Regions from separate parts of the Homo sapiens genome. Here regions 2, 3 and 4 are each linked to region 1. Evidence: read pairs that join two places in POLR2A ChIA-PET (ENCODE). Cell type or tissue: HepG2. All regions are shown on one strand. Links, peaks and the distances in the headings refer to the core of each region. The heading gives the core; the rest is flanking DNA. Region 1 overlaps TTBK1 (tau tubulin kinase 1). Region 2 overlaps CUL9 (cullin 9). Region 3 has its middle 34 kb from the start of VEGFA. Region 4 overlaps MRPL14 (mitochondrial ribosomal protein L14).

Region 1 (5,476 bases), core at 307-5,306:
GGAGGGGGCTCTGCCAGCCGAAGCCTCCATGCAAATAGCACAAAGCCTGGTGGAGAGGAAGGCAGAGACCTCCAAGGCTGAGGATCTGTCCAGGGCTGTGGCTGCTCCCCTTCCCAACTGCCATGATCTTCCCTGTAATCAGACCATCAGTGAGGATTTGGTGGGGGTGATGCAAGAAGATAGCTTCAGATTCCAGCAGGACCCCAGCAACCCTGTTTGGGCCAGGTAGGGAACTTTCTTAGAAAACTTTTCTTAGTTAGAAAGTTTTCTTAGAAAGCTTTCTCAGAAAGCTCCCTACCTGGCTCAAACAGGGTTGCTAGGGTCCCCTCAGCCTGGGGAACATGGCAAAACCCTGTTTTCACTAAAAATACAAAAATTAGCTGGGCGTGGTTGTGCACGCCTGTGGTCCCAGCTACTCGAGAGGCTGAGGAGATCAAGGCTGCAGTGAGCTGTGATCGCACCACTGCACTCCAGCCTGGGCAACAGAACGACACTGTCTCAAAAAACACAACAACAACAACAACAACAACAAAAAACTTTGTCCCCTCCACATATAGGCTGGAAGTGTCCAGAAGAATTTACTTTTTCTGCACAATATTCGTTCTTATTAATCCATTCATTCATTTAGCAAACACTAAGCACCAACTGTGTGCCAGGCCTTGTGCTGGGACACTTTGCCAGTCACCAATGTTATGGCTAGAGAAAATGGCTGGATAGAGGTGGAGGGGCTGCTGTAAGCTCCCGGATGAGTGGGGACCATGGGGTGGGTGGGTGCTGGCACTGAGAGTCAGGGACAGGTAGACAGACAGAGAGCTCTGAGCATGTCTCTCTCCCAACCACCTCTGAACTCACCCAACTGGCACCAGCACATCCTGCCCAGTAGGGATGGCCTTTAACTCCACCAGGCCACCCATTCTCCTCAGAACCTTTACCTATTGTCCCTCTCTAATCCCTGGCACCTTGGTTAGAGACACCCTTTCCTTTGCTCTCTGGCCAGGCCCTGGATCTCTCTGAAAAGGCCCCATGTAGAGGATGGGATCCCCCGCAACACACACACACAGTGCTCACATTGGATGGTTGTAGGTGGAACCCTTTCTCCTGCCTCCAAGCCCTCCCCTCCTATTACCTGGGAGAGAGGAGGAATGAGAACTGGAAATCAATGATCAGTCATAAAATCAGACTGGGAAACTGAGGCACAGAGAGGGGCATGGATTTGGGCATTGGTCCAGGTTATGAAGCACATCCACCAGGGTGGCCCAGGACCCAAAACTCTTTCCAGTGTCTCCCACTCAGTCCCACATGGGGACACCTGGAACCCTCTGCCTTTTGGGAGGAAGAGCCCTGAATCTCAGGGTGAGGACAACTTTGCCCTAAGGATCACTGCCACCCCCACACCAACCTAGGCATGCTGGCTTTTCGGTTTCAAAGTCCCTCTGCCCTTCCCCCATCTGGCTCTGTGCTGGGGAGGGGCAGAGGCTGGGCTCAAATTCCTCCCTCCTCAGAGAGTAGCCTAACCGTCTCCCTGCCTCTCCTGAATGCCCAGTGAATTATTCATCCATTTGCCCATTTGATCTTGAGTTCATTCACTCAGCCAGTGATCCACAGACACCGTCAGTGTGCGTGGCTCTTTAGCTGTCTGACAAAATTCACACCTTCTTGCTTCCTTCTCAGGGCAGCAACCTTTATGATTCTAATCTGCTTATTGTGGTTCCCAGGCCTGGCTTGGCACAACATTGTCCAGAGTTGCTTTTTAAAAATACACAATCCTGGATCCTACCCCCAGATTCTGTAGGTCAGAGAAGAGGCCCAGAAATCTGGCTGTTTTAAAGCTCCTTAGTGATTCAGAGTTCAGCCAAAGGCATATATGGTAAGGGTTCGGCTGTGGGGAGAGGAGGAGGACAGGCCAATCAAACTGATACCCTCAGAGAGAATGAAAGCCCCAGCCCCTCCCCTCCATGCACTGTGCCTCATCTAGAGGGCTAGGCCTCACCAGCTCAAGAGCCCAGCCCAAGTCCATGTTTACTCCAGTTAGGAGGAAAAGTGAAGGGAGAGGATGGACCAGACTCTGATCTTCAATTGCCACCAACAAAACTGGGCTCTCATGCCCTTGGGGAAACTTCTCTGACACCGACACTGGAGACGGGGCTCCACATAGCCCCACCCTTAACCCCCACACAGGGTGCATGGAGCCACTCCTGCCTGGACCCCAGCCAGCCCCAGACTTCAGGCACTGCACCCCGGCCCACAGTCCCAAAGTCCAAGATGTGGGGCTGGGAGGCGATGTGTGATGAAAGCAGGAGGGTGAGCCCTGGCTCCCCACTCCTCCTATGCTGAGGTCGGAGGCTTGTGCCTCTCACAGCAGTTCCTCCTCCTCTCTCAGAAACTGCCTCGTGCATGCCTCCCACCTCCTCTCCTCCAGTAGGGAAGAAGCACCCCCAACACCCCTGCTCCACCTGCGAGGAGATGAGATGTGCCTGCATCACCTCTGTCAGCTCCGCACTCAGCACCGCCTCTCCCAGACCCTTCACTTGCATTTGTCTGTCTGTGCCACCACTCTCCAAACGTCTCTGCCAAGCCAAGAGCCCTCCCTCCACTCCACCCCACACCCAGGAATGCCGGGGAAGGGGAAGGTGGCGGAAGGGGTAAGATGACCCGGGAACGTGGCCACCTACCCTGGGTCTATGCAGAACCACACCCACTTGACCCCACATCTCTGTGTCCAAAACCCACCCTTGCCTGCCCCAGGGCGAGGAGCTGACAGCCTGTGGGGGGCGTCTTCTAAATGCCCCGGGGCTTTGGGAATGCAGCTGGAGCTTGCCCCTTTGCCTTTCTGGTTGGCAGTGTGCGGGGATGGGGTGGAGGTATGGGGGGGCCTTCCTCTTTTACATTGTCCTCCTCACCTTTCCCCTCTCTCTCCAGTCTCAGAAGTCTGCCATTATTTCCTTCTTAGTGGCCCACCCCTCCCACTGACTGAGTTCTCCTTCAACCCATGTTCCATCCCTGCACCCCCAACCCCAGGTTCTCACAGTCCATGCTCCAGTGTCCCTCCTTGGCGGGCCACCCCCACCCTGGCACCCCCAAGGCCAGGGCTGCATCTCCCATATCTCTCAGATTGCCCATCGTAGCAGAGGGCCAGTGGGAGGCTCCTCAGTACAGTGTCCTCTCACAGGCCTCTGGCATCCTAGCTTTCTAGTCCCACCAGACACTTGGTCTCAAAAGCCTGATCCCATACAGAACTGATCACTGGGCCTGGTGGGCCCAGCCCCCTACTTCTACACACCCTCCATCCCCACCCGGAAGTTGGCAATTTGGAGCTGAGTCCCAGAGACCAGAGTCCACTCACCCCTTCCCTCCCCACCCGTTCAGTGAAAGGAGACTGCCAGCAGGGCAAGGGTGACTCAAGTCCAACTAGGCCCAAACCTCTGGGGTGCCCTCCTCACCCAGCTGCCTGGCTAAGGTGTGGACGAAGCTCATCCACTGACCCAGAACTTGCCCACCCCTCAGTCCCAGAGTCAGCAACAGACTAACCCCTGCCCTCTGCCCAGCCCGGCGACCTCAGAGCCAGGGTCTACACTGAGAGCTGGGAAAGGAAGGGGGAGGGTGAAAGAAAGCAGGCGGAGGCGCAGGTTCCTGGAAGGCGTCTTTAATCAGGATTTGGTAGTACACAAGCTCTCCGGATTGTCTGCATTAACATACAGGGACTTAAAAAGGCACAAAATCCCTCGCACAGCGACGCGTGACGGCGGGGCGCCCCCTCCCCGCCCGTGCGCGGCCGTGTGCGCGTGGGTGCGTGTCCGTGTCCCACCCCCGTGGCGGCGCCGCGCGTGTGCGTGTCGGTTTCAAGTGTTGGATTTGTACAGTACTCGCAGTCTAGGGGCAGGGGGCTCAGTGCATGCTTTTCTACCCGGGCCTGGGGCCACCCCCCGACGCCGCTATGTACACTAAGGAGGACGCACCCCGGAGAGAGAGAGGAAGAAAAAAAGCGTCCCATCTTCGTGTGCGTGTGTGTGCGTGTGAGCGTGTGTGTGGTTTTGAGTTTTTCGTGCATGCTTCCGCTGGCCAGGGTCGGGAAATAGTGCAAGCGTATAATACAGTATTATTGCAGTACAAAATGGGGGGTCGAGGGAAGGACTTACGATGGGAGGGGAAGGCTCAGGAATAAACCGACTGGGACTCAGGACCTCCGCGAGGGTCCTCTCGCTAATCCCCTTCCTATCCCTCCCCTACTCCGCCCCCACCCCGCAATTAGAAGGCGTCTCCTTACGCAGGAAGGGGCTCAGCTGGGCCCCGGTGCTGAGTTTCTCTCTCCTACCAGTCCCGCTTCTCCGGGGGCAGGGGCCAGCCCCTCTCCTCGCTCGACACTGAGAACTCTGAGGGCCCGGAGCCCCGCCCCCTCCCCCACGGAAGCCCCTCCGAGCGGGGAGCGGGGTCGACGGAGCAAGTGCAAAGGAAGCAGATGTTGGTCCCTGAGTTTTATTTTCGGGGGTGGGGGTGTGGGAAGAGCTGGAAATGGGGGGGCATGTTTGGTGACCCCCAGGGCCCTCAGTGGTGGGGTGGGGCAGGGGACGCGGATTGGGGCGTGGGCAAAAAGGGGGCTGTTGGGTTGCTCTGAGAGACCTGGGCTCAAAGCTCTGCTCCCCCTCAACTCTGGGCTCTTTGGCATCCAATTGCAAGGCCAATTATTGGGGCGGGGTGGGGGGCAGCCCGACGGGCAGTGAGGTAACGGGAGTCAGGGGTGGGGCGACAGGGCCCTCCGAGCCTGGAGGCTTAGCCGAACGCCTCCGCCTGTCCCCATCCGCACCCCAGCCTGGCAGCACTGAGGGGAGCCCCACTCCAGCCCGCCCCCGCCCCGGGGCCAGGGACCCAAAGGCCGCCAGCCAGCAGCAGGGAAAAGCAAACGAAAACGGGCGCGAAGGCGGGGCGACGGGGGCGGCGGGGGACGCGAACCCAGGGGAAGCCTCGGCGGCGGGGTGGGGCGGGAGCGCGGCGGGGCCGAAGTCCGGCGGGGGGTGCAGGGCGCCGCGGGGCGCTGTGTGGGGCGGGCCGTACATTCGTGGCGCTGGCCGCGGGGGCGGGCGGATGGACGGGACCCCTGGCTTGGGGACCTGCGGGGGTCCGGCTGCGCAGTCCTCGTGCCCTCCCGGCCGGGGCCGCTAGTGCAGGGTCCGGAGAGTGGGCGAAGTGCGCGCAGCTACGGAGGGAGAGTGTGTGAGTGTGGGTGTGAGTGTGAGTGCGTGAGGGCCGGTTAGTGAGTGGCCAAGTGGACCCCACTGCCCGCACCCCCACAGCCTGTGCAGGGAGGGAGGGTGAGTGGTGGGACTGACGGCGGAGCCAAGCGGAGGAGAGTCTAGGAAGGTTGTAGGAAGGAGTCCTGTGGGCTCCATTTCCCCCTCCTCTCCACCCCTTCCCCACCCCTCATTTGGAGGAAGCGGGCACTCAGGCTTGGGGCCTCCTGGGCTGGGACGCCCACTGGATG
Region 2 (5,476 bases), core at 241-5,240, 79 kb after region 1:
ATGTCAAAACCCAGCTCAGTCACCCCCTCCTTCCAGAAGGAAGTCTGCTCTCATGCCTGTCAGTCTCAGGTCCACATGTGGACCACAATGCTTTTTCTTACTCTGTGCTCTTACTTGATTTTCTAGTGTAGCTCCCCAGCTGGAATGTAGGTACCATATCTTATTGTCCTTCTATTTCGAGACCCTTGCACAGTGCCTGACACAAATGCCTGGCATTAAGCAAATGCCCAAAGGAGAAATGGATAAGTGAGCTGTTTATCTCCCTCAACACTAAGCACAGGGCAGTGCCATCTGTACCTGTTGGAGTACAGATCACCAGACTCTGGGAGTGAGGGGATGTCTATACTCAGCAAAGGCAGGTCAATGTGTCTATGTGTTCACTGCACAAAATAGGTTTGAGTGTGTCCCTCAGGCATTGGGGTTATAGCTGGGGTTGTGTGTATCTGGGTGCTTTGGGGAAGTATCCTGGGGCACAGCAGAACATTCATATATGTGTGTTCACACCTAACAAGAACACCACGGTGCATGTGCAGGGTGATGTAGTGGGAGCCGGTGCTGCCGTTGGACTCCCAGTAGGTCTTGGGGTTGTGGTCCGTCAGCTTGCTGGCTCGGTGCGGGTTGGAGGACACCTCCACCTTCTCCCAGCACTTGTCCTCCTTCACTTCCACACTGGAGCCTGGGGGCAAGTGGGAAGGGGTGGCAGTCACAGCTAGGTTAGTTGAGAGGAAAAAGGAAAAGGTCTAAGGAGCAGGAAGGGAAGGGGAGAACAGACACTGGATGGGAGCCAGGAGAAAGCAGATGAGGGCACTAACCCTGGCAGAGATGCCTGAGGAACACATCAAAGAAGGGGATATTGATGGGTTGGTGGGTTCGTCTGTGGTCTTCGATCTGGCCCAGCACCATCTGCAGCCGGAACATCAGGGAGAATGAGGAAGAGGAGAGGGAGGAACACAGAGAAATGCCCAGAAACAGGTAGAGAGAAAAAGTCAAGGGTCAACGGTATACTCAACTCCTCTCTCCCCACATTTTGACAGAACCATGTGGAGTCAAGGTTAGGAAACAAGTGCCCCAGATTTGCTACAACCTGTGCCAAACAGGGATACCAAAGAGGAACACAGTGAATCCCCTTCTCCTGCTTCTGACTTGCATTCTCTCAGCTGCATACCCACAGCCGCTCCTCACCTGAATGCAGCCGGCCAGGATGCTGGAGGTGAGGTTGCTATAGAGCTGTGCGTACTTCTCACACTCTGTCACCAGGTCCCGAAGCTCACAGCCCAGCAGCAGCTGAGCTGAGTGCTTGTCCAGGACTTTGGAGAGGATCTCTTTTGCTCCCAGGCAGCAGAGCACCACAGCATAGTCCTTATGCATCGAGGCCAGGCGATGTAGGAAGCAGGTCAGCTCCTGAACAATCTGAGCCCAGAGCCACATAGATTAATTTACAGGAAACAAGAGGTAGGACATGTAAGGATTGAGGAGAGGGTTCAGTAAAGGAAGTGTCGTGGCTGAGATTGTGGAGACATGCCAACGCCCAGGGAAACAAGAGTACCAAATTCAGGGTGGAGTAAAATAGAGGAGTGCTGGGACTCCAGAGTGAGTTGGCAGAACAGAGCTTGGGCACAGCTTTCCAGGCTGCTTCCTGCCCAGGCCAAGCTATGTTAACCCTGGTGCCTGAGCCTTGCTCTCCAATGCACAAACCCGGAAGGGAGGACAGCTGTCTGGATTGGTGAATGTGGGCTTCTCCTTAGTCCAGAATCTAAACTCCAAATCTAAAATCATCTAAAAGGTTTATACTTCAAAGATTCCAGTTCTGGAGATTCTTAGATTACATTACCCTTCCTCCTCCTACACCCATCCCAGTGCCCCAAGATCCATTCAGAAAGGCTCTGCTGTGCCCTCCAGAGCCTCACAAGGAGTTGGTGCCCCAGATGCTGCCCTTCCCTCTCTTCTCCTTGCCAGGGTTCTGGTACCTCGGAGTCACTGCTAGGGCCACTCAGGCAGTTGAGGCAGGGCTCCAAGACCTCGTGCCAGGGGAGGACCATTGCCTCAGGGAAATCCAGCAGTCGGGTTATGACCCTGGTGAGGGGGTAGAAACGAGTGAAGTCAGGCCAGGCACAGTGGCTCATGCCTGTAATCCCAGCACTTTGGGAGGCCGAAGTGGGCGGATCACCTGAGGTCGGGAGTTCGAGACCAGCCTGACCAAAATGGAGAAACCCCATCTCTACTAAAAATACAAAATTAGCTGGGCATGGTGGCACATGCCTGCAATCCCAGCTACTCGGGAGGCTGAGGCAGGAGAACCACTTGAACCTGGGAGGTAGAGGTTGCAGTGAGCTGAGATCGTGCCATTGCACTCCAGCCTGGGCAACAAGAGTGAAACTCCAACTCAAAAAAAAAAAAAAGAAAACAGAAAAGAAACAAGTGAAGTCCCTGAAGTCTGCCAGTTTCCCTCGTCCCAATGCATGGTGCCTCAACAGGCCCCTCACCTCAGCACAGACAGCAGCAGAGTCTTGTTGGGCCCCGGAGCATCCAGAGTCCGCAGCAACAGGAGGAAAGGCTGGGTCTCCTGCTGGAGGCGCTTGAGGAGGGGCCTCACGGCACCTCCGGGGCTGCCCTCACGGCACAGCACACGCTCCAAGTCCAGGAGTAGTTCTGCAGATGGGCCCCCAACCAGGGATCGAATCAGTAGCTCAGGGGACCCATCCTGACCCTGGATGATGGGGGTCTCTAGTGCTGCAGCCAGACACACCAGAGGGAAAAATGTGGATGAAGAGTCTTACCAGTTTGTCAAACTGAGAACTGGGAAGGTCCAGAAAATCACCCCAAAATTTTCCTTCTATATTGAGGATGTCTATAGTTTTTAACCAAACTATGAGGGGTTTTCTTTCCTGACCCCAAATACAAACCTAATCAGATTTGAAAAAAAAACCTAGTATAGCAAACACTGTCGAGTTAAACACAAGACATTTTAAATCTCTTATAGTCCTATTATTAAATGTTAGTTATAGTAAATATTAACTATGATGATTATATCCCTGTACTACCTGCATGGTGGCTTTAGGTACACAGACTAAAAGATACATACATATTTCCTATTTTGTAGGAATACACAGAGCGCTGTCACCCAGGCTGGAGTGCAGTGGCATGATCTTGGCTCACTGTGACCTCCAACTCCTGGGCTCAAGTGATTCTCCTGCCTCAGCCTCCCAAGTAGCTGGGATTACAAGCACCTACCACCGTGCCCGGCTAATTTTTGTATTTTTAGTAAAGATGCGGTTTCACCATGTTGGCCGGGCTGGTCTCAAACTGCTGACCTCAAGTGATCTGCCTGCCTCAGCCTCCCAAAGTGCTGGGATTAAAGGCATGAGCTATTGCACCTGGCCACGTATTTCCTATTTCAATATCCCTCCACACTTCTAGGTTTTCACTTGTTTTTCAATCACAAAGGGTTTCTTCCCCAGTATCAATATCTAATGTTTCCAGGCACAAGTGTTCTGTACCATAAATTATAATTTCTCTTAAGAAGGCCTCCCTATTCTGTGAAGAGAAAGTTAAGCTTAGGCCAGGCACAGTGGCTCACGCCTCTAATCCCAGCACTTTGGGAGGCCAAGGCGGTCAGATCACGAGGTCAGGAGTTCAAAACCGGCCTGACCAACATGGTGAAACCCTGTCTCTACTAAATATACAAAAATTAGCTGGGTGTGGTGGTGCGCACCTGTAATCCCAGCTACTCAGGAGGCTGAGGCAGGAGAATTCCTTGAACCCGGGAGGCGGAGCTTGCAGTGAGCAGAGATCGTGCAACTGCATTCCAGCCTGGGCGACAGAGTGAGACTCCACCTCCAAAAAAAAACCAGTTAAGCTTAAAACAAAAAAAGAGAAAGGCTTCCCTAGATGTCATTTCAATGAGTCTTCTACTGTCCAATAATACTGGGCCAAACCTAGCCCAGATGGATATGAATCCACATATGTTTAAAGCCATTCAAGAAGGCAATTTCCAGCCAGGTGCAGTGGCTCACACCTGCAATCCCAGCACTTTGGGAGGCCGAGGCAGTGGATCTCCTGAGGTCAGGAGTTCCAGATCAGCCTGGCCAACATGGTGAAACCCTGTCTCTACTAAAAATACAAAAATTAGCCCGCTGTGGTGGCAGGTGCCTATAATCCCAGCTACACAGGAGGCTGAGGCATGAGAATTGCTTGAACCCAGGAAGCAGAGGTTACAGTGAGTCGAGATCGTGCCACTGCACTCTAGCCTGGGAAACAAGAGCAAAACTCCATCTCAAAAAAAAAAAAATGCAATTTCCTTGCACATATTCCACAGTCTCCCTCTTCTTGGTCGGGAAGTTCTACTTAAGACCTAACTTGAGCACAATGCTTGCTCATTTCCTGAAGTTTCCTTGTATCTTTCCAGTAAGGAGCTGATATGTAAACCTGGCTGGCACTGTGTGATTCCTCTGCAAAACCACCCCTCCACAATGGTACCTGCACGCTCAGGGCTGCCCGGCGGCTCTGAGTAGCGATTGAGAAGCATCATGAGGATGGTGCGTGTGGTAGGCATAGGTTCTGTTCTTGGTGCTATCCCTGAGTGCCTAAACAACGTGTCTCTCAGCTCTTGGGTTATAATCTGGTCTCCCAGAGTGTGGTGGTTGCACAAAAGTAGGTTGAGCAGGAGTAAGCCATTTCTCGCTGCAGAAGAGCACCTGGGAGGAGGGAGGTGACCAGGAAGAAACTGAGAGACCATGAATGCAATGGAAGCAGCAAAGCAAGCATAGAAGGCCGGGCAGCTAGGGAGCAAAGGGCTCCAGTGGGCCCTCTGAGCCAGGACATCTGATCCCCTGACCTTGGGCCACTCCTCCCAAACCCATAAAGGGAAGTCAGTGTGTCTCTGCCCTCTCTGGGAATCTCCCTATCCCCAATCCACTTGGGTTCTCCTCCAACAACAGTTGGCAGCGCCACCAATGCTTAATCCGGAGGTGACAGCGTGAGGGGAATTTCTGTGGAGTACATGAGCCTGGAGCACAGGAGTAGCAGGGTTTGGGACTAAGCAGGAGCCTGGAGTTGGGAAGGTAATGCCCTGACCCCTCAGTATTCAGCATCAGGATCACGGCTGCAGGGACAGTGAGGAGCAGGCTCTCAGAGCCCGGGCGTGTGGCTGAGTCGATGCTGGCGAAGATCTCTCTGGTCATCTGAGCATCAAACAAAGAGTGGATAGAATCTCGGCCAGTAACAAAAGTGGGGATCTCCGAGGAGCTGGCGACGGCCAGCATCTTCAGTGCCTGTGAGGGGGATGTGAAAGCAGAGTGAGGAGGGGGCAGAGTCACCATGAGGAAAGGTAGGCCTCATTCTAGACCTCAAACTTTGGGGCAGCTGAGCTGTTTGCAGATAGGTAGAGTAGGAGACAGAAATGGAAGAGGTAGTGATGGGACATCAAATACTACAAAGAGAGGGAAGGAGGGAGGGAGGAAGGAAAAGAAAAAAGGAA
Region 3 (5,476 bases), core at 338-5,337, 460 kb before region 1:
ACCGGGTTAAAAAATAGGGGCTTCATGTCGGCAATAGCTCTGTAACTGCAGCCCCTCTAACCACCAGCAGTGTGGCAAGAAGGGCATGCATACACACACACTCACACACCATACTCACAGACACACCACACACACACAGACACCCCCACACACACGCACAGGCACACACACACACAGACACACACACACCGACACCACACACACACCACAGACACACACACAGACACCACACACACACACAGACACCACACACACACGCAGACACCACACACAGGCACATACACACACAGACTCACACACACACAGATACCACACACACACACAGACACCACACACACACACAGGCAACACACACACACACACACACAGGCAACACACACACACACATAGATGCCACACATACAGACACACACAGACACACAGACACCATACACACTCACATACACAGACACCACACACACACACACAGAGACACCACACAACAGATACACACACAGAGACACATACAGGTGCCACACACACACACAGATGCCACACGCACAGACACACACACAGACACCACACGCACACACACACAGACATGCACAGATGCAGACACACACAGACACCACACACACCACACACACACAGACACCACACATACACATAGATGCCACACATACAGACACACACACACACACACACACACACACAGGGGCTGAGATGGTCTAAACTGGTGTCAGCTGGATCCTGAGTCTCAGGAGAAATCTGGCACATGTCGTCACAACCCCAGCCTCCCTCTCACATCCCCGCCGCTCCCAAGCCCAGCCCTCAGTGGGACCAGCTGTGGCCACATCAGCTCCCCCTCAGCAGGCTCTCTCTCTCTCTTTTTTTTTTTCCTCTCTCTCTCCTTTGCACAGAAGGGAGTCCCAGAGCCAGTTCCCTTGCCCGGAGATGTTCCCAGCCCCAGGAGCTCCCAACCCCTTTGCAGGCTGGCTGGCCAGAGAGAGAATTTCGGACAGGATTTAGGCCTGGAATTTCCCTCCAAATGGGCGGTGTCGATCAGGTGAGCCAGGTTGCTGGGCTGGGGGCTGAGTGGAAAAATTTTATCTGTCCCAACCCCTTCTCCCGATGACTCAGGCCCACAGTGGCAGTGAGTCTGGGGAGGGAACAAGACAGGAACCCACAAAAAAATTTTCCCTTGTCTCTCTGGCTCTGCCACTGCCCAGCTCCCCTCCCCCATTAAACACACGCCCCACCTCACCACTCACTACAGCCACTGCCCGTACCTGGGCAACAGCCATGGAGCCCACACATCCCAGGCCCTTCCTAGCTCCCCTGGAGCAGGGCTGCTGGCCCACCGCCACTCGGGCCTTCCCCACGCCAGGCAGCCTGGACGGAGAAACGTGTCCCTGATGAAGGCCAGGGTGCACACTGGGGTAGGGTTGCCAAGTGTTACAAATGAAAATACAGGACACCCATGGGCCCATGCAATATTTGAGGCCTACTTATACTAAACATTTATTTTTTGCTTATTCTTTCTATGCAGAAGGGAGTCCCAGAGCTGAGGACTCTGAAATTCATATTTAACTGAGAAGCCTGTATTTTATCTGGCAACCTCTTGTGAGGGGCAGGGGTGGGGGTGGGGAATACCTAAGGCACCCTCTACACCCAGGATCACCCATTGTGCAAGACCTTCCTGTGCCCCCACCGTGTCACCCTACAAGGCCTTTGGCCTCAGGGCCTCTCTCAGCCCTTCCAAGCCCCCAGGCACCAGACTCTCTGAAAAGGAGAACCCCGGCACCCCAAATCAACACCAGACAGGGAGCCAGCAAGGATGTGGTGGAGGAATTTTTGGGGAGTGATTGTGCCTCAGGATACTCCATGCCCACAGCCTCCAGCTTCAGCTGGAAGGCCACAGTGGGGAAGGGGGCCCACAGCTCCAGGGGACCTCTTAGACACCCCTGTCTTCTACTCTCTTAAGTTTCTGCCCAAATCTGCCCCTCACCCACGGTCTGGTTGAAAGTATGTCTCTTTCCCTCTCTTCTTTTTTACCCCACATCCCTCCCAAAACACTCTTGCCCATGACTTTGTAATATTCCCCATCTCAAAGCCCCAGGTGAGGGGCTTTGTTGAGAAAACAGGGAAGCAGGCAAGAATTGAGTTTCATCAGCCATTTCTTCCTTCACCAGATGAGCACCTCCCATGTGCAGGCACTCTGTTAGGCCCCAGGACAGCAGCACCCAAGGCCTCACAGTGCTCACATCCCGGTGGGAGGCAGAGGACTTTCACCTAGCAGTGAGGGAGGGGCTGAGGCAGATGAGAGAAGGACAAAGGGCCATAGCTGCCTTTGGACTTGCAGATGCACCTAGCCAGCCACTGAGTCTAGGCTGCGGCTGTTGGGGGCTTCTCCCCCTCCTCCTGGGATTTAAATTGGGACTCTGTTGGCCCTAACTGTGGGCTGGCTGGCTCTAACAGTAAGCTCCCTGAGGGCAGGGCCACAGCCTGCCTGCCCCTGTGTCAGATGTTCTCTGGAGATTGAGGTGTTTTGACTCAGGATTGATTGACAATTGTCTTTGTGGCAGCAGCTGCCTCCGGCCTTGGGGTGAGGGATGGGTAGAAGCTAAAGGACCCTCTTGTCCCAGAGACCCACCCTCTCTTTCCTGGAGATTCCCACACCCACCTGCAGTGGAGAGGGCAGGGTCAGGACCCATTGTCCGGATGGAAAGACCAAATCCCAGTGACTCACCTAGAGTCATGCAGCTCATGGGGGAAGGGTAGAACCAGGAGAAGAACCTGGCAGGTTCAGAGCACCCCTCAGGGCTCCCACAGCCTCCCTACCTCCACCCACCTGCAGCCTTGTCTGGTGATGCTGTCTGTTTCAGGCAGCTCAGGCTGTTATAACCAAATACTACAGACTGGGTGGCTTACATAACAGATGTTTATTTCTTCTAGTTCTGGAGGCTGGGAAGTCCAAGATCAAGGTGCTCGTGAATTTGGTTTCTGATGAGGATTCTCTCCTCTTCCTGGCTTGCAGACAGCTGCTTTCTCACAGAGACAGAGAGAGAGAGACAGCCAGAAAACTCTCTGGTATCTTCTTACAGGGGCACTTATCCCACCATGGGGACCCCACCCTCATGACTTCATCTAAACCCAATTACCTCCCAAAGGCCCATCTCCAAATACCATCACACTGGAGTTTAGGGCTCCAACATATGAATTTGAGGGAATACAATTCAGTCCATGTCACTGGGCAAGAGGGAAGACTTTGAGACTGTGACCTTAGTAAGGCTCTTTTACTCTTTCAAGTAGATCAGTCATAAGTAAGGCTGGGTGCGGTGGCTCAGGTCTGTAATCCCAGCACTTTGGGAGGCTGAGGCCAGCAGATCACCCAAGGTCAGGAGTTCAAGACCAGCCTGGCCAACATGGTGAAACCCCGCCTCTACTAAAAATACAAAAATTAGCTGGGTGTGGTGGCACACACCTGTAATCCCAGCTACTCAGGAGGCTGAGGCACGAGAGTCATCCCTTGAACCTGGGAGGTGGAGGTTGCAGTGAGCTGAGATCATGCCACTGCACTCCAGCCTGGGCAACAGAGTGAGACTCCATCTCAAAAAAAAGAATTGAGAGAGGGAAGAGAAGGGTTTCTCTGACCTTCGGGACCCTTGAAAAGGGCCAGGGCAGGGCACACCACAGTCTGGACCCCCTGATGCCCGGGTTCTGAGTATGGCTCAGCAGGCCTTCCCCGACCTGCTTCACTGGGAATCCTGACTTCTGACTCCATGCGTCCTGCCCAGGTTGTTGCCTCCATATCTTTACACATCCTTCCCACACGTTAAGTTTGCCTTGAACAATCAGGTGCTGGCAAAAGTCAAATGTCAGACTGGATGGTCCAGTGGGCAGAGCACTGAGCTGTGAACCAAGCAGAGACAATCTGGCCACTGCCAAACCAGGCACTCCCCCACAGAATAGCCTCTGGTCTCTTGGTCAACAGCGAGGATTATGTTGTTGAAACAGAGGCTCCCTGAACCTGCTAGAAGTGAGGCTTCCCTCACTCCACCCCAAACACCCCACCAGTAAACTTGGACGCTTCAGCAGGGAGAAACTGGGAGTGGGAGAGGAGAGAGAGGCTCCAAGCAGGCCCATAATATCAGAGCTCTAAGGAAGTGTAGAGACCTACCAGACAGTAGACAGAGAGGGAAACTGAGGCTGTGGGGATAAAGGAAAGAAAAGGAGGCACCCAGAGCTCTGGGTTCTGGTCCTGGCTCAGCACTCTATGGCCCTGGGCTGGTCCCTTTCCCTCTGTGTGCTCCGGGCCTCCCCCCAGGCTTGCTGTCCCAGGGTTCTAACTGAAGCACCTTGCCCGAGGAGCTCAGGCCCAATCAGTCAGCCGCAGGTGGACTCCTGATTTCACCTCCAGGCCCCTGCCTTAGCCAGGTCCTGGGGACTTATGGCAGATGGGCTGGGGCAGGGGGAGGGGTGGGGAGAGGAGGAGGGGGAAGAGGTAAATGTCACGCCAGGGAGGGGCAGCAGGGAAGGGAAACTGAGTGTGTCCCTGGCTTGCCCCAGCCTGTCCCTTACATCCGGGGAAGGGTGAGAGTGACTGTCAGCTGGGGAAGGGGGGCAAGAAGGGTAAGCTGGGGAAGGGCAGGGAACCCCCGTCTGAACTTGTTGGGGCAGCCGGATGTAGCAGTTTCCGGCTGATGAAAGGGCCCTGATTGATGTGATAGTGACTGACTCTAACCCCCAAATCCGAGTTCTTCCCATCCTCCCCAACTTGGGCACTCCCAAAGGCCCACTTTGGAGACAGGCAAAAGCCAGAGAGAAGGGAGAAGAGTGGGGCTTCTCCTGCCACTGGGGACAACACCCCAAGGACAGGGTGGAGGGAAGCTTGTCTAATCTTTCCCACTCCAGCCCAGCAGGGACCCGGGCCAATTCGAAGTGTGGAGGGAGGGGGATTGAGCCAGGATCAGAGGGCAGGGCCAGGGAAGAGGTGCAAAGGCCTTGCTCCCTCCTCTCCCCGTGTTGGACATTCAAATATACATGTACAGCCCCAAGGATGGCAGGGAGGAGAGCAGGGAGTGTCACTGAGCATTCATTTTACAACCTGTCTAGCCATTTGCCTTTTGCCAGGCCCATATAATAATAGCAAACATTGGTTGAATGTAGCAGGCATCCTTCTAAGTAAGAAGTTTAGTGCATGACCTTGCTGACTCCTCACCACAGCCCTACGAGGTAGGTGCCATCATCTCCCCTATTTTATGGATGAGGATATAGCAGCCCAGAGTGGTTAAGGAACTTAACCTTAGGGAGAGTGGAAATGTGAACCCAGACTACACTGCCTGGAGGGGGTTATCATGGGATAGGGGGACAGAGCCAACTTGTAACCAACCTGTAAACAAATAATGACCTTACAAGCAGGAAGAGTTTCAAAAAGAGATGTATGAGGTACAATGAGTCCCTGGAGGAGGGGCACAGTGGACAGGTGTTGAAGGGG
Region 4 (5,476 bases), core at 182-5,181, 830 kb before region 1:
ATTAGCTGGGCATGGCAGCAGGCGCATGTATTCCTAGCTACTTGGGAGGCTGAGGCAGGAGAATGGTGTGAACCCGGGAGGTGGAGCTTGCAGTGAGCTGAGATGGCGCCACCGCACTCTAGCCTGGGCGACAGAGCGAGACTCCGTCTCAAAAAAAAAGAAAATTAGGGAATGGTGTATTCTGGGGAAGCAGGTTTTTCAGGATAGGCAGTGGGTGAGGCCTAGCCCATAAGGGATTCCTTTAAGTCCTTAGAGTCCTTTTGGAAAGCAAAGGCTTTAAGTTATGGCTGCTGTGAAGTTCATTGTCACAGAAAAATTGGGTTCTCTTTAAAACCCATCCAAATTGAGACCTTGACACAACAGCAGAAGCTCTCAATTGTGAGGAAACTGTTGTGGGTACAGATAAGTCTTCACAAAGTCCTGACTTTCTGTTGCTGCTCCTGGACAGCACTCTGCTCTGTGTGTGTTGCTGACATGTACATTCTCCCTAGCCTTGACCTCTCAGAGGCCTGTGCACCCTGACCATAAGAGATACAGACTGCAGACTTTTTTTTTTCCTCCCACCAGCACCACTGGGAGTCTGAGTGCGATTCAGAAGATGACGCGGGTACGAGTGGTGGACAACAGTGCCCTGGGGAACAGCCCATACCATCGGGCTCCTCGCTGCATCCATGTCTATAAGAAGAATGGAGTGGGCAAGGTGGGCGACCAGATACTACTGGCCATCAAGGGACAGAAGAAAAAGGCGCTCATTGTGGGGCACTGCATGCCTGGCCCCCGAATGACCCCCAGATTCGACTCCAACAACGTGGTCCTCATTGAGGACAACGGGAACCCTGTGGGGACACGAATTAAGACACCCATCCCCACCAGCCTGCGCAAGCGGGAAGGCGAGTATTCCAAGGTGCTGGCCATTGCTCAGAACTTTGTGTGAGTTGAGCCCAGGCCTCTGGTTGCAGGACTCGTGAATGGAGCAGTTCTGAGAACCACCCTTTTGCTAAGGGAGCTTGGGAGCCACATGGCTGCTCCCTTCACACTGGGTAACAGTGTAGTATCCTGTGAGAGAATAAATGTATTCATTTATGTGTTTTTCCAGAGCTTTCTGGGATGTGGGAAAATAAATTACACTGAAGCAGTTGAAAGGTGGCTTACCCGAGTCTGGCCACACGGGGTAGCATTCTTTACATGGAGCAGCCTTGGTGCCAGGGTCTGAGCCCTTGCTTTTCTGGTTTGGACCCTATAAGTTCATCCAGGACTGTCAGGCCCTGGAAAACTGAGGTACACACCAAATGCCAATTTATAAATGTACCATGGCTCTAACCAAAAGATATTTGTTTTTATTTTTCTCATCCAAAATATCCTCTTCCTGTATTAGTGGGCTTGAGGCTTTAAATGGTTATAAAGATGACCGGGTTAGCATGGAATAAGAGCAGAGAGGCTGATTTAATCTAGTGAACATTTCTTTTAGGCAGCAGTAAAGCCCAGACAGTAATCCTTTCTTTATTCTCGATAGTCTGCCGGAACACTCCTCTGTGCCCAGTAGCAGAGCTTCCTTCCTGGACTGCTGGAGAAATGGATACATTCTTAAATTTTGCAGATGACATAATCTTGGGCCTGTGCAGGTGATTCAGTGACAGTTATCTTTCGTTCATCTGTTGGTCTGCATGGGAAGATTTAGAGGCTCCCTTAGTTTCTTTAGTGGAACCTCATCAACTTATTTGTAAATTCTTTTTTTTTTTTTTTTTTTCGTTTTTGAGACGGAGTCTCGCTCTGTCACCCAGGCTGGAGTGCAGTGGCACGATCTTGGCTCACTGCAACCTCCGCCTCCCGGGTTCAAGCAATTCTCCTGCCTCAGCCTCCTGAGTAGCTGGGATTACAGGTATGCAGCACCACACCCGGCTAATTTTTGTATTTTTAGTAGAGACAGGGTTTCACCATGTTGGTTAGGCTGTTCTTGAACTCCTGACCTTGTGATCCACCTGCCTGGGCTTCCCAAAGTGCTGGGATTACAGGTGTGACCCACTATGCCCGGCCCTTTTTTATTTATTTATTTAGAATACCTTAGGTAGTTAACTCATTAAATGAGTAACTAATCACAGTGGCTTCTGAGAGTCAGAGTAGGATAATAGTTAGGAACACAGGCTCTTGTAGCCAGACTGTAAGGGTTTGAATCCTGACTCTACCACTTAATGACTGTAGGCAAATTATTTTACTTTTCTGTGGCTCAGTTTCCTTACCTGTAAAAGGGGGATGTAATAATGGTCCTTCTTGATAGAATTGATGTGAAGATTAAATGAGTTTGTACCTGTAAGTGCTTAGAATGATAACCTGGCAATAATAAGCACTCAGGTTGGGCATGGTGGCCCATGCTTGTAGTCTCAGCTCCTCAGGAAGCTGAATTAGGAGGAGCACTTGAGCCCAAGAGTTGAATCCAGCCTTAGCAACATGGCAAGACCTGTCTCTTTAAAAAAAAAAAAAAACACAAAACACTCAATAGATACTTTTAGAAATAGGAATTAGCTATTTCCTATTGTCACGACTGCATGGGTCAGCACTGAGAAAACAAAGGTGAGTAAAAGCAGGTGCGGCCCCTGCCTTCCTGGAGCTTATAGAGTCCCAGGGGAAACTAACATGAATCAATTCCTCAAACAAGTGCAAAGTCCCAAGTGTAGCAAGGGTCTGTGATAAAGGAGCTAAGAGTTTTTCAATGGGATCAGAGGCAGCTCCCTGAGGAAGGATTGCATCAGCTGCAGTCCGAATAGGTACAGTGATAGAAGTCAGTAGTGGTTACCTGGTGGGTAGGGAAGGTGTAGACTGGAAAGGGGAAAGAGGGAAACTTCTGGGTCTCAGGAATGTTCTAAATCTAGATCTGTGTGGGAGTTCCATGAAGATAGACATCTGTAAATACTTACTGAGCTGTATACTTTAGTGCACTTCACTCACAGTGAAATAAATGAATAGGCATTAGCTAGGTGAGAGAAGAGGAGGAGATGTTGCTGGTAGAAGGAAGGGCATGTGCACAAACCCTGTGACAGGAGGGAATGGGATAAATGCCAGGTCTAGAAGAAAAAGCCAGTGTGGCTGGAGCCACAAGAGGGAACATGGTGTGGGTTGAAGCCAAAAGAGGAGTGGGGCCTTACGAGCCCTCGGAAGATTTTCCTCATACTGGGGGCACTGGGATGTTGTTGGAGAGTAATTTAGCAAGTGGGATAAAGCTGGTGGGAGGGGAGACATGGTTAGATTTGCTCTGCAGAGAGCTCCTCAGGGAGGCCAGAATGGGTGAGTGTGTGCTTTGCAATAGACTATATGCGAGGTGATAATATGGACCAGGATGGTGGTGGAGGGCAGTGGGCATCTTTAGGAGGTGGAGTTGACTTGGTAATGGGTTAGTAATGGGGAATACTAATGGGGAAAGGCCAGGGATGGGTCTGAGGTTTCCGGCTTCTATGCCTGGATGGTTGGTTGTGTTGAACTTGGAGCTAGGCTGGAGGATTAGGGAGGAAGAGCAGTTGTGGGCAAGCTGAATGGAGGTGCCTTTGAGACATTGAAGAGATGTCGAGTAGGTAGCTGGATATAAATCTCTTAAATTGGAATAACACTGAGGACACTGAGTTTCAGAGGTAAGAGGTGATTTCTCAAGGTTCTACAGTTATGAAGTGGTAAAGCTGGTCTCAGAGCTGGATCCTGTGACTTCCAACCCAGGGTCCTCCCACAACATCATTGGGTCTTCCTTTCGTAATTGATGAGTCTACTCCATCTTGACCTGATTCTTACTAGCTGTGATTCTAGAGGCTGATGTTCTGATTTTCCTGAGTTCTGTGGGCACACCTTGGAGTCCGTTGCCCACTGAACGTTGACTGCAATGAGGCAGAGGCTCTTAGTTTTACATCTTCCATTGGAGGAGCACATCGCTCCCCAGGGCTCCTCTGACTAAGCCTGATTCAAGGTACTCTGGGTATTTTAGGAGCTAATATCCTTTCCTTCTGGCCCTCTGGAAGGACATGCTCTGCTGCAGTGGTTGGATGTGGCCAAGGAGGAGGAATCATCGAAACCAGGGCCTGCTTTGCCAGTGGTGGTTCTCTCCAGTGGCAGGAGCTGGTGCTCAGCAGGTTCTGAATGTCCCTGCTTTCTGTGCTACTTCCTAAAGGCTGTGGGAGGTAGAGAACCCTGGCCTGAGGCAAAGGGAGGGTGGAATTGTTCTTAGCCTGGCACCACTTGCTCAAGGGCTGGACCTTTGCTCTCACTGGGGCAGCTTGACCCAAGCTGCCTTCTGGCTTCTCAGGTGGCTTGCTTTCTGGGGTCAGCCTCACTTCTTCCTCTGCCCTTAGTCAGCAGGAAGTGTCTTCCTTTCACGTGCTTGCAGGGTGCTGCCTCCCCTCACCTGCCTCCCTGCTGTTGAGGTTCACCAGAGTCATTCAGATGACTCTCCTCTGTCCTCGCTGTCCCCTCCTCTGGTCTTCATGGACTTAAACCCTCTCCCCAAGGTGTTCTGTGCTGACCGCTGGAAGGCTGTGGTTTCAACAAAGACTGTGGCCAGGGCCTGTGACGCAGGCCCTCGCAGCACAGCCCAGAATAGCCTCGGCTTTGCTGCTTTTCCAGCTGCCCTATCACTTTGCAGGCTGGAATCTAATTTGCTGTCCACCCTCTCCACCCCAGTCTCTCAGCCAGTGCTGCTTTCTTTGCCCATAAAATATTTATAATCACAGATTATGTTTCCCTGTGAATATAAACTTGCTTTTGTTGTTTTTCCCCTTCTGTGCCCTTAAGAATCTGCCCCTGACAGGCCAAAGGGCTTTATTCTCTGGGTTCATGGACTTCATCACACTTTCTTTGCTGAAGTGGCTAGCTCCGCTCATGATCCTACTCCCTCTGCTAGATAACTGCTGAAGAAATGTGAGGAAAGAGCTCTAGGTTAGTTACTGTAGTCAGAGACCTGGGTTCCAGATGGAACCCTGCTGCTAACTAGCCACAGCCTCTGGAGGAGTTGGGAGCTTATTGCTTGAGGGCTTGGTGCTCAGGACCTCTGGCCAGTGGGTGTGACTCCTAAGGACCAGCCACATTGAGGGATGTGCTCTTGGCTGTTGATGAGGTGAGGGGGACCTGACCAAAGCATGTGCAGAGAGGCCTTGCCACCATCGGCACTCCTGAAGCTAGTCATCTCTGGCACAGATGTCCAGTCCGCTTTCTGTGTGCCTTTGGGAAGTAGCACAGAAAGCAGGGAAATTAAGAGCCACTAAGTACCAGCTGCTGCAGCTGAGGAGAAGCACTCACTACTGAGTTTCTCCCCTGAAATTCTCAAGCCCAGCCTTGCACTTAGGAGGGCAGCAGCCACCGTGAGGCAGAATTCACTGGAGGCGTGCCTCCTCCTGTGTCAAGAGTGTGGAGGAGGGCCAGGGCCGGGGTCAATCCGGGGGTGAGATCCTACTGTGCAGGTGGGAGCCCAAGGCCGTTCCGCTCCAACCTCCCCGTGCGCAGC

What was found. Peaks named below come from ENCODE experiments on the same cell type or tissue, not always from the same donor. Only the 100,000 strongest peaks of a DNase experiment are listed, where the experiment ranks them.
Region 2: POLR2A ChIA-PET joins it to region 1 with 5 read pairs; 5 of 35 experiments call an interaction of 5 or more read pairs at or near these places.
Region 3: POLR2A ChIA-PET joins it to region 1 with 17 read pairs; 1 of 35 experiments calls an interaction of 5 or more read pairs at or near these places.
Region 4: POLR2A ChIA-PET joins it to region 1 with 5 read pairs; 1 of 35 experiments calls an interaction of 5 or more read pairs at or near these places.

The regions. Positions count from the first base shown.
Region 1 is chr6:43,274,815-43,280,290 of GRCh38, reverse strand. All of the region lies in intron 13 of TTBK1 (tau tubulin kinase 1), which reads right to left. Among named protein-coding and RNA genes, the nearest start is that of SLC22A7, 21 kb to the left of the region's middle. RefSeq lists enhancers at 1,704-2,358, 2,359-3,014 and a silencer at 4,754-5,053. In HepG2, for the core only: CTCF peaks have their summits at 2,773 and 5,020; DNase peaks (open chromatin) are centred at 1,500, 1,980, 3,320 and 4,910; H3K4me3 peaks cover 1,894 bases.
Region 2 is chr6:43,195,863-43,201,338 of GRCh38, reverse strand. CUL9 (cullin 9) reads right to left here. Exons shown (of 41, transcript NM_015089.4): 10 at 5,074-5,270; 11 at 4,477-4,694; 12 at 2,484-2,730; 13 at 1,968-2,073; 14 at 1,183-1,410; 15 at 813-903; 16 at 505-676. Among named protein-coding and RNA genes, the nearest start is that of CUL9, 16 kb to the right of the region's middle. RefSeq lists a silencer at 142-342. In HepG2, for the core only: no CTCF peak of the experiment used is centred there; a DNase peak (open chromatin) is centred at 4,878.
Region 3 is chr6:43,733,305-43,738,780 of GRCh38, reverse strand. No RefSeq gene overlaps it. Among named protein-coding and RNA genes, the nearest start is that of VEGFA, 34 kb to the left of the region's middle. RefSeq lists an enhancer at 4,582-4,771 and a silencer at 4,875-5,169. In HepG2, for the core only: no CTCF peak of the experiment used is centred there; a DNase peak (open chromatin) is centred at 2,260.
Region 4 is chr6:44,109,301-44,114,776 of GRCh38, reverse strand. MRPL14 (mitochondrial ribosomal protein L14) reads left to right here. Exons shown (of 3, transcript NM_032111.4): 3 at 568-1,326. The coding sequence ends at 934. Among named protein-coding and RNA genes, the nearest start is that of MRPL14, 15 kb to the left of the region's middle. RefSeq lists an enhancer at 4,473-4,642. In HepG2, for the core only: a CTCF peak has its summit at 1,173; a DNase peak (open chromatin) is centred at 2,666.